Regions from separate parts of the Homo sapiens genome. Here region 1 is linked to region 2. Evidence: read pairs that join two places in POLR2A ChIA-PET (ENCODE). Cell type or tissue: A673. All regions are shown on one strand.

What was found. ChIA-PET counts read pairs that join two places held together with the same protein. Peaks named below come from ENCODE experiments on the same cell type or tissue, not always from the same donor. Only the 100,000 strongest peaks of a DNase experiment are listed, where the experiment ranks them.
Region 1: POLR2A ChIA-PET joins it to region 2 with 10 read pairs; 2 of 35 experiments call an interaction of 5 or more read pairs at or near these places.

What each region holds. Positions count from the first base shown.
Region 1 is chr11:46,591,029-46,599,028 of GRCh38, reverse strand. It overlaps AMBRA1 (autophagy and beclin 1 regulator 1), which reads left to right and starts at 5,006. Exons shown (of 18, transcript NM_001387011.1): 1 at 5,006-5,201. RefSeq lists enhancers at 4,822-5,251, 4,754-5,254. In A673, no CTCF peak of the experiment used is centred here; DNase peaks (open chromatin) are centred at 4,938, 7,808 and 7,918; H3K4me3 peaks cover 3,194 bases; H3K27ac peaks cover 3,023 bases.
Region 2 is chr11:46,096,765-46,104,764 of GRCh38, reverse strand. All of the region lies in intron 1 of PHF21A (PHD finger protein 21A), which reads left to right. Among named protein-coding and RNA genes, the nearest start is that of PHF21A, 21 kb to the left of the region's middle. In A673, no CTCF peak of the experiment used is centred here; a DNase peak (open chromatin) is centred at 4,444; H3K4me3 peaks cover 1,301 bases; H3K27ac peaks cover 2,362 bases.

The DNA of each region.
Region 1 (8,000 bases), 490 kb before region 2:
AGACAGGGTCTCACTCTGTCACCCAGGCTGGAGTGCAGTGGTGTGATTGTAGCTTATTACAGCCTTGAACTCTTGGGCTCAAGTGATCCTCCCACCTCAGCCTCCCAAGTAGCTAGGACTAGAAGTGTACACTACCATGCCTGGCTAATTTTTTTTTGGTACAGACAGGGTCTGACTATGTTGCTCAGGCTGGTCTTGAATTCCTGGCCTCAAGCAATCCTCCTGCCTTGGCCTCTCGAAGCGCTCTGAGATTATAGGGATTACAGGCATAAAGTACCGTGCCCAGCCTAAACTTTTTTTTTAACATGACTACAGGCTGGGCACAGTGGCTCACGCCTGTAATCCCAGCACTTTGGGAGGCCGAGGTAGGCAGATCACAAGGTCAAGAGATCGAGACCATCCTGGCCAACATGGTGAAACCCCGTCTCTACTAAAAGTACAAAAATTAGCTGGGCATGGTGGCGGGCGCCTGTCATCCCAGTTACTAGGGAGGCTGAGGCAGGAGAATCACTTAAACCTGGGAGGCAGAGATTGCAGTGAGCTGAGATCCTGTCATTGCAACTCCAGCAACAAGAGCAAAACTCCAAAAAAAAAAAAAGAGAAAAAAAAATGACTACAACTGAAGGCCTCTTGTGATTGTAAAGTAGAAGAAATTAGATCTCTGGATACTGAACAGGAGAAAGGAGATTAGACTTTGAAATCATAAATTAGCAAATTTCAAAAAGGGGCCTCCCTGTTTGCCCAGCAAAACATTAAGGATCTATTATTCTGTTGACATGTTAACTTTCTCTAATCTTTATGCTGTCTTTTACAGATGGGCTGATTTCTTTGTCATTCTAGAGCCTTAAAATATTCATACATTTTGATCTATTGATAAATTTCATCACTGGAGATTTATCTTATAGAAATAATTCCAAAGAAGGGAGAGCCTTCTATCATTCTACGGCTAGCAGTTCCCTGCTGTTCTGGGCTCTCTCTCCTTCCCTGGGCTGCTCCTACGTCACTATACTACTACCTTTACCATTCCATCATCAAGTGTATACATTACCCCACAGCACAAAAAGAACCGGCTAGAAAAGAACAGAACAGAATTGCAATGGCAGAATTGACAACTGGCTTACCATTTCAGCTGTTCAAGGCCTGACTGGTCTTCCTGCACTTCCTAGTAAGATGACTCACGGTACCATTACAGAATTATCTCACGCTAGGGTCAAACCTGATTTCTACCACCGAGTGTGTGGTAGAGGCATGTTTCTCAGAACCCAGAGCCAAGATAAGGAACAGTCTCCAATTCCCTGTTCTCTCCCCTCCCTCCTTCACCCTTCATTCCAGGCAAGTCTCCTAGGCAAGTGTGTCCCATCCTCATCCTCTTTTTTTTTTTTTTTTTTTTTTGAGGCAGGGTTTCACTGTCTCTGTTGCCCAGACTGGAGTACAGTGGTGTGATCATGACACACTGCAGACTCGACCTCCTGGGCTCAGGTGAGCCTCCTGCCCCAGCCTCCTGAACATCTGGGATTGCCAGTGTATGCCACCACTCCCTGCTAATTAAAAAAATTTTTTTGTTTTTTAGAGACAGGTTCTCACTATGTTGCCCAGGCTGGTCTCAAACTCCTGGACTTAACCTATCCTCCCGCCCTGGACTTCCAAAGTGCTGAGAGTACAGGTGTGAGCTGCCACACCTGACCTCTTGTTGGTTTAGTCTTTCCAAAGTTTTTTCCATGTGATTGACAGGGGCAAGGTCCATGCTTAAGAGTGAACTGTCCCAGATTTCCCATGGCTGTCACAGTTTTAACACTCAAAGTCCCATGTTCAGGGAAACTCCTCAGTCCTGGGCAAAACTAAGACTGGTTATCCTACTTCAGGGAAGCACCATCCTACCTCAGGGGAGTGGCTCCATGAGGAGAGTCCTACCAGAATTCAGTGATCAACAGTAAACACCATAATGAGTTCTTGAGTCTTAACATCAATATGAGGAACATCAGGGGTACAGCCCAGGATGATCTTCACTTCTGCTGGCCTTGTTTCTTTTTTACAGTTTTTCCTCTAGTGTGAGGAGATTCCCGCAAGGTTGATGGTTTCAACTCCTGATCTCTTGTGATCCACTCTTCAGTCTAAATAAACATTTCCATAAGAACATGCAGTAGTTTGCTGTCAAACTGAAGCTTAAATCCATATATATACATACATATTTGAAAAGAACAGTTCTCTAAAGGAAATTTATCTGTAAAGGTGCAACTCTGCCCATAGAATAAGCCACCCTTTCCATGGTCTCACAAAGCAGTCTAGACTCAGCGTTGCAAATATTTTCATTTTCAGATGATGATTTTAGATAAATCTTTGCCGAACTTTCAGGTGTTTTACTCAAAAGTCTCCAGCTTTTGAAAAAAGGAAAATGTCTAGAGCAGTGAAATTAGTTTTTTTTACTGCAATCAAGGTTTCAAAACAATGTAGTTGGCCGGGCGCAGTGGCTCAAGCCTGTAATCCCAGGACTTCGGGAAGCCGAGGTGGGTGGATCACGAGGTCAGGAGATCGAGACCATCCTGGCTAACACGGTGAAACCCCGTCTCTACTAAAAATACAAAAAAATTAGCCGGGCGTGGCCGGGCGCAGTGGCTCACCCCTGTAATCCCAGCACTTTGGGAGGCCGAGGCGGGCGGATCACAAGGTCAGAAGATCGAGACCACGGTGAAACCCCATCCCTACTAAAAATACAAAAAATTAACTGGGCGTGGTGGCGGACGCCTGTAGTCCCAGCTACTCGGGAGGCTGAGGCGGGAGAATGGCGTGAACCCGGGAGGCGGAGCTTGCAGTGAGTCGAGATCATGCCACTGCACTCCAGCCTGGGTGACAGAGCGAGAATCCTCAAAAAAAAAAAAAGCCGGGCGTGGTGGCGGGCGCATGTAGTCCCAGCTACTCGGGAGGCTGAGGCGGGAGAATGGCGTGAACACAGGAGCCAGAGGTTGCAGTGAGCCAAGATCGCTCCACTGCACTCCAGCCTGGGCGACAGAGCGAGAGTCCGTCTCAAAAAACAAAGAAACAAAAACAATGTAGTTATCTGAGTAAAATTTGAATGAGGGCTATAGCTATGCTCCACAAGCCTCTCCAAGAAGGAGAGTTTTCTTTCTTTCTTTTTTTTTTTTTTTGTAGTCCCGAGTAGCTGGGACTACAGGCTCCTGCCACCACGCTTGGCTAATTTTTTGTATTTTTAGTAGAGACGGGGTTCACCGCATTAGCCAGGATGGTCTCAATCTCCTGACCTCATGAACCGCCCGCCTCGGCCTCCCAAAGTGCTGGGATTACAGGCGTGAGCCACCGCGCCCGGCCTGGGCAGTATTTTCAAAGACTTAGAGGAGATTTTTGTAAAGTGCCAATACATTATTTAAAAAAGGCTAATACTGTAAGGATGTGCTCTTTGAGTTTAATTAAAGTCTTCAAAGGCTGGGACTTTTTTTTTTTTTTTTTTTTTTTTTTTTTTTTTTTTTTTTTTTTTTTTAGACGGAGTCTTGCTGTGTCGCCCAGGCTGGAGTGCAGTGGCACGATCTCTGCTCACTGCAACCTCCGCCTCCTGGGTTCAAGCGATTCTCCTGCCTCAGCCTCCCGAAAAGCTGGGATAACAGGCACCCGCCACCACGACCGGCTAATTTTTGTATTTTTAGTAGAGACGGGGTTTCACCATCTTGACCAGGCTGGTCTCAAACTCCTGACCTCGTGATCCACCTGCCTCGGCCTCCCAAAGTCCTGGGCTTACAGGCGTGAGCCACTGCGCCCGGCATTTAAAAAAAAAAAAATTTAAGATAGGGTCTTGCTCCATAGATCAGGCTGGAGTGCAATGGTGTGATCATGGCTCATCGCAGCCTCCACCTCCCGGGCTCAGGATATCCTTTCATCTTAGCTTCCCGAGTAGCTGGGCCTACAGGCGGGAGCCACCAGGCCCGGCTAACTTTTTGTATTTATTTATTTTTTTTTTATAGAGACTGGAGTCTCACCATGTTGCCCAGGCTGGTCTTGAACTCCAGGGCTCAAAGCAATCCACCAGCCTCGTCTCCTAAAGTGCTGGAATTATGGACGTGAGCCGCTGCGCCCGACAAACTGGGACTATCTTGTTTCCTTTTTACACCCTTCCTCTCTGAGTAGTGGGGAAGGGTGTAAACCTCCCTAGGAGCAGGTAAGGTAGACTATGATTGCTCACAATTGGTAACCATACTTGCAGTGATCTTTGTGATTTATTGAATCACATCTAGGATGTACATATTAATCCATATTTGTGCTGAGCATATTCATTTATCAACTAAGAGACTACAGAAAAAAGCCATTGTTGTGGTGATGAAAATGTCAACACTTTATCAGGTTCTGAACCCAAAGAGACTTTTGCTTATTATGTAAGAAGCACACCTGTGGCTCTAGGCCTTTGGAAGAAAATAAAAGAGAAAAGCAATCCGTGTGCTTTTTTTCCCCCTGCCTTAAGGTCAGGCTACATAATTCTGGGTTTTCCCAGCTTCTCTTGGTCATGCTTTGTGGGGACTAAACTGGAGCTTTTACGTAGACTGTTCATTTTGTTCCTCAGCTTGAATTCTCTCTCGTTTTCTGTCTCTATGATTTTTAATTCCCCTCACTGCTCTGTTAGGAAACTAAGGGTCAAATGAGGTTAACTAATTTGCTCAATTGGGATAAAGAGTGTTGGGAGTCCATAGAACAGTTGGGGGACTATAGTTACACAACAAGTGTTATTGCGCTATGATTTGATCTTCAACACATTCACGAGAAACTCCAGTTCTCTAAAGAACTTTAACAGCCGGCGACCCACAGAAAATGGCAGAAGTGCAGGCTCTTTTTTAACCCGTGGCTTATGATCTGGGTTTGTTTATTTACGCCTCAGACAGGAGCCGGACCTTGAGTAGGAGTTGAGCTGTTTTTCGGCGCTCGGCTGTGGTTCCTTGAACGATTGCTTGGGCGTTCCTCCTTTGATGTCTGGGGCGTTCTTGTATTCGGTGATCTTTTGCGCCGTCTTCTTGCTTGATGTCTCCTGAGCGGCGGCGGCGCCGGGTCGAGGGCTGAGTTGTCCGCGAGGCCCCGCGCTCAAGCCGCCTTCTCCTGCCGGTCGGTAGAACGGACCCCTTCCTTTATTCCTGTCTCCTCTTTCTTTTTCCCTGTGGCTCAGCCCGTTCGCTGGACTGCAAACCGAGCTCCCGTCTGCCTTGCAGGTAGGCCCAGGAGGAGCCTGGGAGGCCCAGCCCGGCATCCTTCCGCCGCGGGGTTGAGAAGACCTTGGCGCCGGCGGGTGGGCAGGCTGGCCGGCCGCCGTGACACTGCCAGAGGAGGGGCTACCGGACTGCGTTGAGGGGCGCGGCCGGAGGGGCAGCCCGGAACCGAGGGAGAAGCCGAAAGGAGGGAGAGTTGCTGGGGCTTCCCGGTGTGGTTCTTTAGGGAGGAGATGTTGGGTCTAGGGCACCCCCAGTGTGTGGCGAAAATGGCTTTCCAGGAACCGATAGAGCTTTGCGCACTTTGACCCTCCTTCCTTTCTCCTTTTCCCCCCACCCCGAAGTCTCCGGGTGTCATGCCTCAATTGCACTGGGGACCCCTACTGAGTCCAGCCTTTGAAGGGACCTTTGAGTAGGTGGAGGCTTATGGAACAAGGCCCTCTGGCTCTTCTGAGCGAAGTGTTATGTTCTCGCCTTTTTCTGGGTGGGTAAACTGAGGCTGATGTCTGGGACGTGACTTCCCCACATATCCCCAACAGATCATTAAATTCACTGTAAGTCACTTTTTGTCGTTTACCAATTCCCTTCCCCCCACTTACCAGTCAAGTTATGAAAACAGTGAGTTATTGTTTGATCGTCTGTGATCCCAATTTTCCTAGGAATATAGACTGTTAGGAATATAGATCCTGTCACAAGAGGCTTCAGAAGTAAAGGAACCATGTGGTTTCTTGGCTGTTTTGCTTTTCAAAGTCTGTATCATTTTAACTAGTGTAGCAATGACAGTTTCTTTTTGTTTCTTGATAACCTTGTTGTCTACTTTGTTTCCTGATAACCTTGTTGTCTACTTTGTTTCCTGATAACCTTGTTGTCTACATTGTTTCCTGGTTGATTTATCCTCCTTCTCCCCAGCCTCTTTGGAAATCTTATAACTATGGTGTTTGTGGTTAGAGGTTAGAGTCTAGTAGAGGATGGTCAAGACTTTGAAGGCAAACGCTTGTCCTGTGAGGGTCTGCTTTCTGGGGAGTATCCAATGGAAACCCAAGGAGTCTGTCTCTCTTTTTTCTTTTTTTTTTTTAAGACAGGCTAGCTCTGTCGCCCAAACTGGAGTGCAGTGGCGCGATCTTGGCTCACTGCAACCTCTGCCTCCCGGGTTCAAGCGATTCCCCTGCCTCAGACTCCCGAGTAGCTGGAAGTACCGGCGCGCGCCACCACACTCGGCTAATTTTTGTATTTGTAGTAAAGACGGGGTTTCATCATGTTGGCCAGGCTGGTCTTGAACTCCTGGCCTCAAGTGATTCGTCCACGTCGGCCTCTCAAAGTGCTGGAATTACAGGCATCCACCGCGCCCGCCCAGTTTTGTTGTATTTGATTAGTAGTTTGGTCACTGCACATACAAAAGCTAAAAAAGGCTGTGTGTAGAAATCATTCAAATATTGAGATATTTAAATGAAAGGTTAACGCTTTGGGAACTCCTTTGTGGTTCCCTTTTCCTTCCCAGCTTGGAAAGTCTGGGGACTAAGTCTGTTATTTTCATCGGATTCAGTACCATGATCCTAATTTGTGTCACTTCATTCTTGGAAAAAAAAAAATTCAGCCTGTCGGGCGCAGTGGCTCACTCCTGTAATCCCAGCACTTTGGGAGGCCAAGGCAGGTGGATCACCTGAGGTCGGAAATTCGAGACCAGCCTGACTAACGTGGAGAAACCTAAAAATTCAAAATTAGCCGGGCGTGGTGGCGCATGCCTGTAATCCCAGCTACTTGGGAGGCTGAGGCAGGAGAATCACTTGAACTCGGGAGGCGGAGGTTGCGGTGAGCCGAGATCACGCCGTTGCACTCCAGCCTAGGCAACAAGAGCGAAACTCCGTCTCAAAAAAAAAAAAAAAAAAAAATCAGTCTTGAGGTCATTCTGGGTTGGATAAGTTTCCAAAGTATGTAGAATCAGTAAGAGAGCGTTTTTTTGTGTGTGTGTTTTTTGAGACGGAGTCTTGCTTTGTCCCCCAGGCTGGAGTGCAGTGGTGCGATCTCGGCTCACTGCAAACTTCTCCGCCTCCCAGGTTCAAGCAATTCTCTGCCTCAGCCTCCTGAGTAGCTGGGATTACAGGCGTCGCCACCACGCCCAGCTAATTTATTGTATTTTTAGTAGAGATGGTGTTTTACCATCTCGGCCAGGCTGGTCTTAAACCCCTGACCTCGTGATCCACCTGCCTTGGCCTCCCAAAGTGCTGGGATTACAGGTATGAGCCACCGCGCCCGGCTAAGAGAGTGGTTTTAAGGGTGCAGAGATTCAGTTCCTAGTCCTTGAGTGGAAACTGTACAAGGCCACATTCTCCCACTATTTTAGTATTCTCATGTGAGTTTTGGAAAGATTACTGTTCCTTTAATTTTTTGTGTGAGGTCAGCAAGATTTAAATGAAGGGCCCTTAATCATAAGCAATTTCCTAGTTACACGACCTCAGTGCTCCCAGAAGGGGATTAATGAAGAGCCACCAGACTATCTTTATGGAGAATCTAGATTGGGAAGTTAAGCTAAGAATGTGCATTTTTGAAAAAGTTTTTATGGTAGAAGAGAATGTATATCAGAGGAAAGAATGTAGAGAAGAAAGCAACATTGTCCACTGGGAATTGATAAGTTCTGCGTAGAATTTAGAGTTATAAGGACTATCTCATTGGCTCCTAATGAATGCTAAATAACAAATGGAAATTGCTGTGAGTGTCATGAAGCAATCTTAGGAATATTTTATTATGTTTCTGCAGGAAATAATTGGCAGAGGCTTAAGTTGAATTGAGGCCAAGAAATTTGGT
Region 2 (8,000 bases):
GATGGTAATACCAGCCTCCTAGGGTTCATGTGACAATAAAATGAGGAAATCTTGAGACACTCAATCATGATAGCTGCTCTTATCATTATTATTGTTATTATTACAGTCCCACTAAAAGTTCATGGGAAAAGAGTAAATTTGGAACAATTTAGCTGGAGAGGTTTTTTTTCTCCCTTGAAATGCGTGGTGAGAAAGAGTATAGATGATAAAAGTGTTATCTAATGAGTTCTTATTTGTGAATACCTCTGGGAAAAATAGAAAATACATGGGAATATGTCAGTTTTAACAGAGCCTGCTAAATATTTTAGGGGATTTAATGTTTATTAAAACCCATAGTGATATAAGCTTTTCTTTTTTTTTCTCAACAGCTGGTGAGACCAGCACCAAGATATTGATGCAGTTTATAGTAGGTCTCTTAGAATCAAGTCAGTAGTAGACTAGGCATTGTAACTCTCAAGTCTTAAATACTCATCAGCTGGTCAGTCCATTGGGTCTGGCAAATTATGTGTATTTAACCCTTGAGAACTCATGCTTGGGTGTAACAACTAGTGGAAACAATTGTAGAACCCCAGAGATATAAAAGTGGCATACAAATGCTTTCTAATAATGATGGGCACAGTTTATTTGCTTTCTGATTTTGGGCATTTTGCCTTTGTGAAATTTCCTCTCATTTGGTGCCTGATGTTTTCTTATGGTAGTTGTTATTTTCTTTCTATATTTAATTGTCATAAGCTACCTATGTTGAGCCTAGAAACTGAGCCTGAGAACAAGTTGATTATGAGAAAAGGTACAATGATCTCCTCAGATTTGAGGAGTTTTGGGGTAAATAATTGAGTTAATATATCCATTAGAATGTATATATGTATCTGTCTTACGAATGTCTCTATCTTATAAGTGAAACCAGTAAATGAGGTAAGGGGAAAGATCATTAAGTGTAAAATATAATTAACTTTGTTCATTCACTACTGATCAGGATCTGAACGTTTTTGGTCTTTGATCCTTGATATGTTTTTTTCTGTGATTCAACAAATGTATTTGTAATAGCTTACCAAAACATTCTGAATATGGTATATGTTACCCTTAGCAAGAATTTAAGTTAAAGTAGCATAATGGCTCCTATTAACTTTTTGTTCTCACTAACCCAGCTGTACCATTTGATAAAGGTCTAGTAGGTGAATAGGTGTGTTTACTATAGGTGAATTGGTGTATATTTTATTTTGTCCCTGTTCCTAAAACATTGTATCTCATTTCTGAGGAGAAATTCCAACGAGTTTTTTAAAAAATAAAGTGGTGTACTTTGGCTCGACAAATATTTTTAAAACTAAGCAATTTTATAATGGGTTGTATAGTTATCTTTCAATTAAATAATTGTAATCTTACTTTGCAATAGAGTGACCAGTAGGTAAAGCATTATAGTTTTAAAATTAGCATAGCAAATATATAGTATTAAGTTTTCTTTACTTTAGCTCTTTGCAGAATCTGTAAAAGTTGTTTCCGTTGGTTGAATGGAATTGTGGAAACTTTAGAAGTATATTTCATTTTGATAAATATGTGTTAGAAAGAGATTCTACAAGCGTTTGGGGGTTGAGTTAAAGAATTATACAATTTTGAAAATCAGTTTGTCCCTGCTTAATTTGTAAAAAGTGGTGCTGTATGTGACGGGGGTGCAGTCCCATTTCAGCTCTGCAGGACCCTGTCCAGCCGGTGGTGCTCCTGTGTAGAGATGCCGCCGGTGATTGCCCAGACTCCCTGTGTTGCCTTTCCTCTCCTGCTTCTCTGCTTACCCTCTTGATGGTCTCTTTCCGTCCCCTGCCTGTTATTCATCCTTCCCTTCAAGCCACCACTGTTTTATTTCTATTTCTCTTAAAAACAAAACACTGTTGTAATTATTAGTTTTTAAACAGGGAGATACTGAGCTATTATCAAAACCTTAAGCTTTAACAGTTTGTGGGGATACCCCCTACTTTGGGCCCTCAGCTGGAATTTGGAGAATGGATAGCTTAAAATCACTTGCACAGTAACTGAATATTTGTAAAATACTTTATATCTGGACTAAGAGAGAGAATAGAAAAATACCTTTTTACCTCAGAAATTGCTGTATTTTCTGGTTGGGGTGAGATAGAGGCAAAGTTGAGGAAGAGGCAGGCATGTTACTTAACTAAAATAAGCATTAATTTATTAGACTGCTCTCTAGTCTCATGGACCTAATTGGAGAATTAAAAAATGGAAATTTTGGTGTTGTGAATTGCTAAAATATTTTGATTTATTAATTGAGAAGACTAGGCTTTCTTTCCTTGATTTGTAAATACAGAATACCACTGATGCCTTATTATATATTGATCTTTTACATGTCATTGGTTGATAGTTGCAAAGTAGCAGACCCTTTCCTTTTTAGATTTCTCCTAGTGGTTTTAAATTGTTAACATAATTGTTTGGTAAGAAAAATAAAACTTGGAAATTAATTATGGTTACATGTTGAGTTAATGTCTCTGCTGGATTTAAAATCAGTAGCTCCTGGTTAGGTGTAGTGGCTCATGCCTGTAATCCCAGCACTGTGGGAGGCCGAGGCTGGTGTATCACTTGAGCTCAGGAGTTTGATACCAGCACAGGGACAGGCGTGGTGGCTCGCGCCTGTAATCCCAGCACTTTGGGAGGCCGAGGCGGGTGGATCACAAGGTCAGGAGTTTGAGACCATCCTGGCCAACATGATGAAACCCTGTCTCTACTAAAAATACAAAAATTAGCTGGGCGTGGTGGCACATGCCTGTAATCCCCGCTACTCAGGAGGCTGAGGCAGGAGAATCGCTTGAACACAGGAGTCAGAGGTTGTAGTGAGCCGAGATTGCGCCACTGCTTCCAGCCTGGCGACAGAGCGAGACTCCGTATTTAAAAAAAAAAAAAAAAAGAGGGAGACCAGCACGGGCAACATGGTGAAACCCTGTTTCTACAAAAAATACAAAAATTAGCCGAGTGTGGTGGCATGTGCCTGTAGTCCCAGCTATTAGGGAGGCTGAGTTGGGTGGATTGATTAAGCCTGGTAGGTCGAGGCTGCGAGGCTGTGATTGTGCCATGCCACTGCACTCCAGCCTGGGCAACAAAGCGAGACACTGTCTCAATCAGTCAATCAGTTCAGTAGCTTCTAAGATCTATACCAGGCATTTCATCTATTATTTAATTATACTTAGAGAAAAACATTTGAGACAAGAGCCTTTATAGGATTTTAAATAACTTCTTCTTATGGAAATTTAAAAACATTTATAAAAATAGAGTGAATAATATAACCCCACGTACCTATTCCCTAACTAACAATTACCAGCATTTTGCCAATCTTTATTTATAGTGTGTAAAACATAACAGGAAAGTAACTTTGTGTTTTCAAAACATGCACTACAGTTAGATACATTGGTATACTCAAAGGAAAAATGTGTATGAGAATGTTCTTTTCATACATTGTTAGTTTAATACTGGTAATCCCTTTTAGGATAATATTTTCATTTGTCTTTTAACTTACTGAAGATGTCTGAGCCACCACTAACTTAGTGAAGAACGATGCCTGCTGGACAGATTTTAGCTTTTCTTACTCCTGCTTTTAGAAGTTCTGAGATTATTAGTTTTGAGCTTGTGTTCTTAGGAGTTGCATTTTATTTTATGTACACTTTCCTGTCTGTGATGGTTGTATGGACCACCATTTCTTAGCATAAGCAGGACAATATATAAGTCAGCTTAAAGTTGCAGGTCACAAGTCTTGTTCCGCACTTCCTTCTTGTGCATATTCTATTTCTATTTAACCCAAATGTGTGTATTGGTTAAGGAATGCTTGTTTCACTTATAAAATGGTTTGTCAAGGAGGGACTTTTGACTACCTGCTATCTTTAGACGTGGTAACAGTGGTTAGAAACTTGCTATGTGCTCCCTTGTTTGCTCTTCTTTGCACTGTAAGTTGTACATATGTCTGCAGTTGTGGGGCGTGTTCATTAGGAGTCACTACAAGGTAATGGTAGACTTATTTCTGAATTTATTTGGTTGCATTAGTTTAAATTAGACCCACAGGTGTAATTATTCCATCTCAATGCATGGGGAAGCATAGTCAGTGAAAGTTGTGCATGTAAACCCCTGTGCATTGAAAATGTGTCTTTAATGTTATGATGTTATTTGGCATCTATCATTTAGTGCAAGGAGTATACTTACTTAACAGGACCTTTAATAAGTTCCCTCTACACCAAAGATATATATTTTAAAAATTATACTTAAGAAGACTTTGTGGTATTCCCCAGAAGAGTTCGCCTATAGCAGCAAAACCTTTCTAAAATAAAACTTATTCTTTTAACCGGTATTCATTTAAGTGGGTTTCTCTCTACTTGGTTTCCATGGAAATAGCAAATAGCTAACGTTATTTATAAGGTGGAAGTAAAATAGGGTGCCTAATGGGACCCCATGCTGCTCTGATGAAGAGACTTAGGAAAAAAGTCCATGCTCATGGGATTTTTTTTTTTTTAAACAAGGTTAATGGAAGCCCTGATTTCAGTCTTCTGTAACATAACATATTTTTGGTCTTAAAGGCTAGCATTAATATCAAGCAAACAACTTCTTTTTGAGGTCTGTATTGCTTTCACTTTCAAGTTTTAGGACTACTTACTTATCAGCGTGATTGAGGCATGTTTCAGACTCCTGTTTCTTTGTGGTTTTTGTTTCAAAAGTTAAAATTCCCAGTGTATTGTAGCTGTTTCCACTTCTCATTGACATTTCAAAGTACTGATAAAAAGATAAATGTTCATTAAGGATAGCAGTGGTGAGAAAGGATCAATATGTTGGACTACAAAGATTTTTTAAAAAATGTAAATTGTATGGAACCATTTTTAGTTTTTAGGCCTAAAGTCAGGGTTCTTTTTTATTTGTGTTGTGGAGCTAAACCTGTATAGTCAGAGAGAAGAGATTCTAATTTTCTTTCAGGCTGGAAACAGGGAAAATCTTAATTTCTCTTTCCTTTTTAAAAAATGGATTGTTGCCAAAACCTTTTAACTGAAATAAATGTTAATTCTTTTAGTGCTTGAAATGTGGATTTGGAATAAAGCTTGGCTTTTTTCTCACTTCTTCGGTAAGGCCTACTCTGAGTTTTCTAGGCCTGCAGCAAAGCCTTGCATTTTTTAAGCCCCTTCAAGTGAAAGAGTATCATTCCCTTTGTGTTTGTGTTTGTGTTTAGGGTGTGTGTGTGTGTGTGTGTGTGTGTGTGTGTGTGTGTGTCTAATTTTTCTATAGCCTGAAAGGCACCTGCTCATTTTCCAGCCTAGTGAGTACAGCAGTGCTATATTGAGAAGTGAGGCAGGATGGAACACAATAAGGTGCTATAATTTTTATTTAGTTAGTTTTGCTCATCCTCGGCAGCTTGTGATCACTGTCCATTTATCTGGAAGTACTCTGATTATTCTTGGCTATCGATGCAGCAGGAGTTTTCTTCTGTGTTTAAAGCAAGGACTGTAGTATACTGAGGGCTCCATCAGGGAGGAGTTGAGTTTTGTTTTGTGTGCATGTGTTTCTCTGGATAAGCTTCTGGCTATAGTTGGGTTTACTGTGCTTTAATTTTTTAAAATTTGGTTGTTTTAATCTTGTTGAATTTATTTTTGTGTGAGATATTTTTCTCTAGCAATTCACTAATTTCTTCTGTGTATGTTGATGCTATTTTATAAAATTTTCTTAATGTGTTGTTCTTTTAGTTTAACTTCTTCTTGTTTATTTTTAAAATCTGGTATCTAGCATTGACCTTTCTTAGTGACTTTTATTTGAATTATCTTGTGCTTTAGAGACATAGGAATTTGGGTCTATTATCCCATTTCTGAGCGAACAACTCCCAGTAGTTACAGTTAGTGCAATAGAAAGGGTTCTCACAGATGCAGTGCTGGGCGTTGATCCTCCTCCTTGGTGCTTATGGTTTACACCCAGAACTCCCATTAGTGTTAATAGGAGGCACTTCCTTAAATCCCTGTACACCAAAATAAGCTCAAACTCTTTTATAATGCCTTATAGATACCTGAGTTGTTTTTTTGTTGTTAATGACAAGAGTTTTAGTCCTGAGGTTAACTGATTATTAAGATAGAGTTTGAGTTGTCTTGGGATAAGGAGTGATTTACTAAGTCTGATCTATAATTAAGAAGTTTTCGTTATGATCATTAGACTCAGAAAACAGCTTCGTGAGAGCTATGGAAGCTTGTGAATAAGGATTTTTGTACTTTATAGAGTGAGGAAGCAAGATTTCTTCTTTCTATTTATTTCTGCTATTTCTTCTCAACCATAAAAAATGGTTCTAACAGTTTTTGTTTATATTGTAAGAAGACTTAGAAAAATTGTTTTGTTTTTTATTCTACTTAAAAGCCTTCCTGTAATTACCCTCTGGCCTCAAAGTCTTTTATTAGCTAGTGTGGCTCACATTTTTCAAGCATATAGAAGTTAATATGCACTGTTTTAGAACTTAGACACTACAACCACTGGTCAAGTAATAGATAATCAGTGTTTACTACACCCATCTGTGAATTGTGGATTTTTATTACTTCCATTTATTTATGTACAGTCTAAATCTTTGTAGATTTTAGCTAGTCATCTGGACTTCTTGGACCTCTGTTCCTCCATGAAATGAAGGTATGGATCTGCCCTCTGAGGTGTCCATTCTAGTTTTAGGCTGTTTGAAGGCCTACTTTCCTAGGTACTGAAGGAAATAGAGTACTGTAAGGCAGGCAGTGGTTTCTAATCCTGGCTCCCTATTAGAATCTTTTGGGGGAACTTAAATACAGATCTATGGGTTCTAAATAAGACATAATATATTCAATATCTTTAAGGGTAGGGCCTGTGAACCTGTATTTTTTGAAGTTTTATGTGTTATCCTGATCTAGGATTGAGAACTACTTGTACAAGGTATTCTATTCTTTTGTGTATGTGTGTGTGTGTGTTCTAGTTAGGGAGATGTCATATAGGTCAGATTAAAATGTGAGGCAGTGTGTGGTTAAACTTGAAAATGAATGAGAAAGAGGATAAACACTTTAGGAGTTTAAACAAAGGAAGAATTGGGAATTAGGATGGTTTGAGCAGATCTCTGTTAATCAGTGAGTCTTTATCTGGACCCTAGTGTGTGGGTGAGATTTGGATAGTTAGAGAGAGGGTAAAAAGGTATTATTCTTGTTATAAGGAAGAGCATAAGTAAAAGTTGGGGAGCGGAACAATTCTGATTATAGTTTTAGTCTTTATTTTAGTATTCTTTTGCTCCTGAAACTGCTGTAGATTTCCTCAATAATTTGAGGGAGTGAGCCATGAAGATATTTGGAGGAAAAGAGTGTTCCAGAGCCCCAAGAAGGGAACTTGCCTGGAGGGTCTGAAGTACGGAAAAGAGGCCAGTGTTGCTGGAAAGGATTGAGCGATAGGGAGATGGGACGGCTTCGAGTGGCAGAGGCCCAAATCACTCAGTGCCTGTGGGCCATTGAAAGGAACTTCATCTTTTCTCGGAGTATGATGGGAAGCCACTGGAGGGTTTTGAGCAGAGGAGTAACAAGATCTGTCTTGGATTTTGAAAAGCTTACTCTGGCTTGCGAGAGAATATACCTTAGCGGGGCTAGGGTAGAATTGGGGAGGCCAGTTAGGAGGCTGTTGCAATTATCTAGGTGAAAGGTGAAGGTGACTTGGACCAGGGAGGTGGTAGGAGAGTTGAGGCAAGGGGGTCATGGTGGATATATTTTGAAGGTAGAGGCACATGGTTGGCTGTCGGAGTAGATGTGGAGTGTGGTAAAAGAAGAGTCTTAAGATGACTTTTAGGATTTTTTCTTCTGAGGGGGTGGAGTTACCATTTACTGAGATGGGAATGACTCTGAGGAGGAAGTTAGGGGAGAGGTAGTCAGGAGTTTAGTTTTGGATGTGTTGAGCTTGAGATACCTATTTGACCAGTGTTGAGTGGGCAGTTGGGTATATGAGTTTGGAATTCAGGGGAAGGATATGTGCTAGAGATAAACATTGGGAATTGC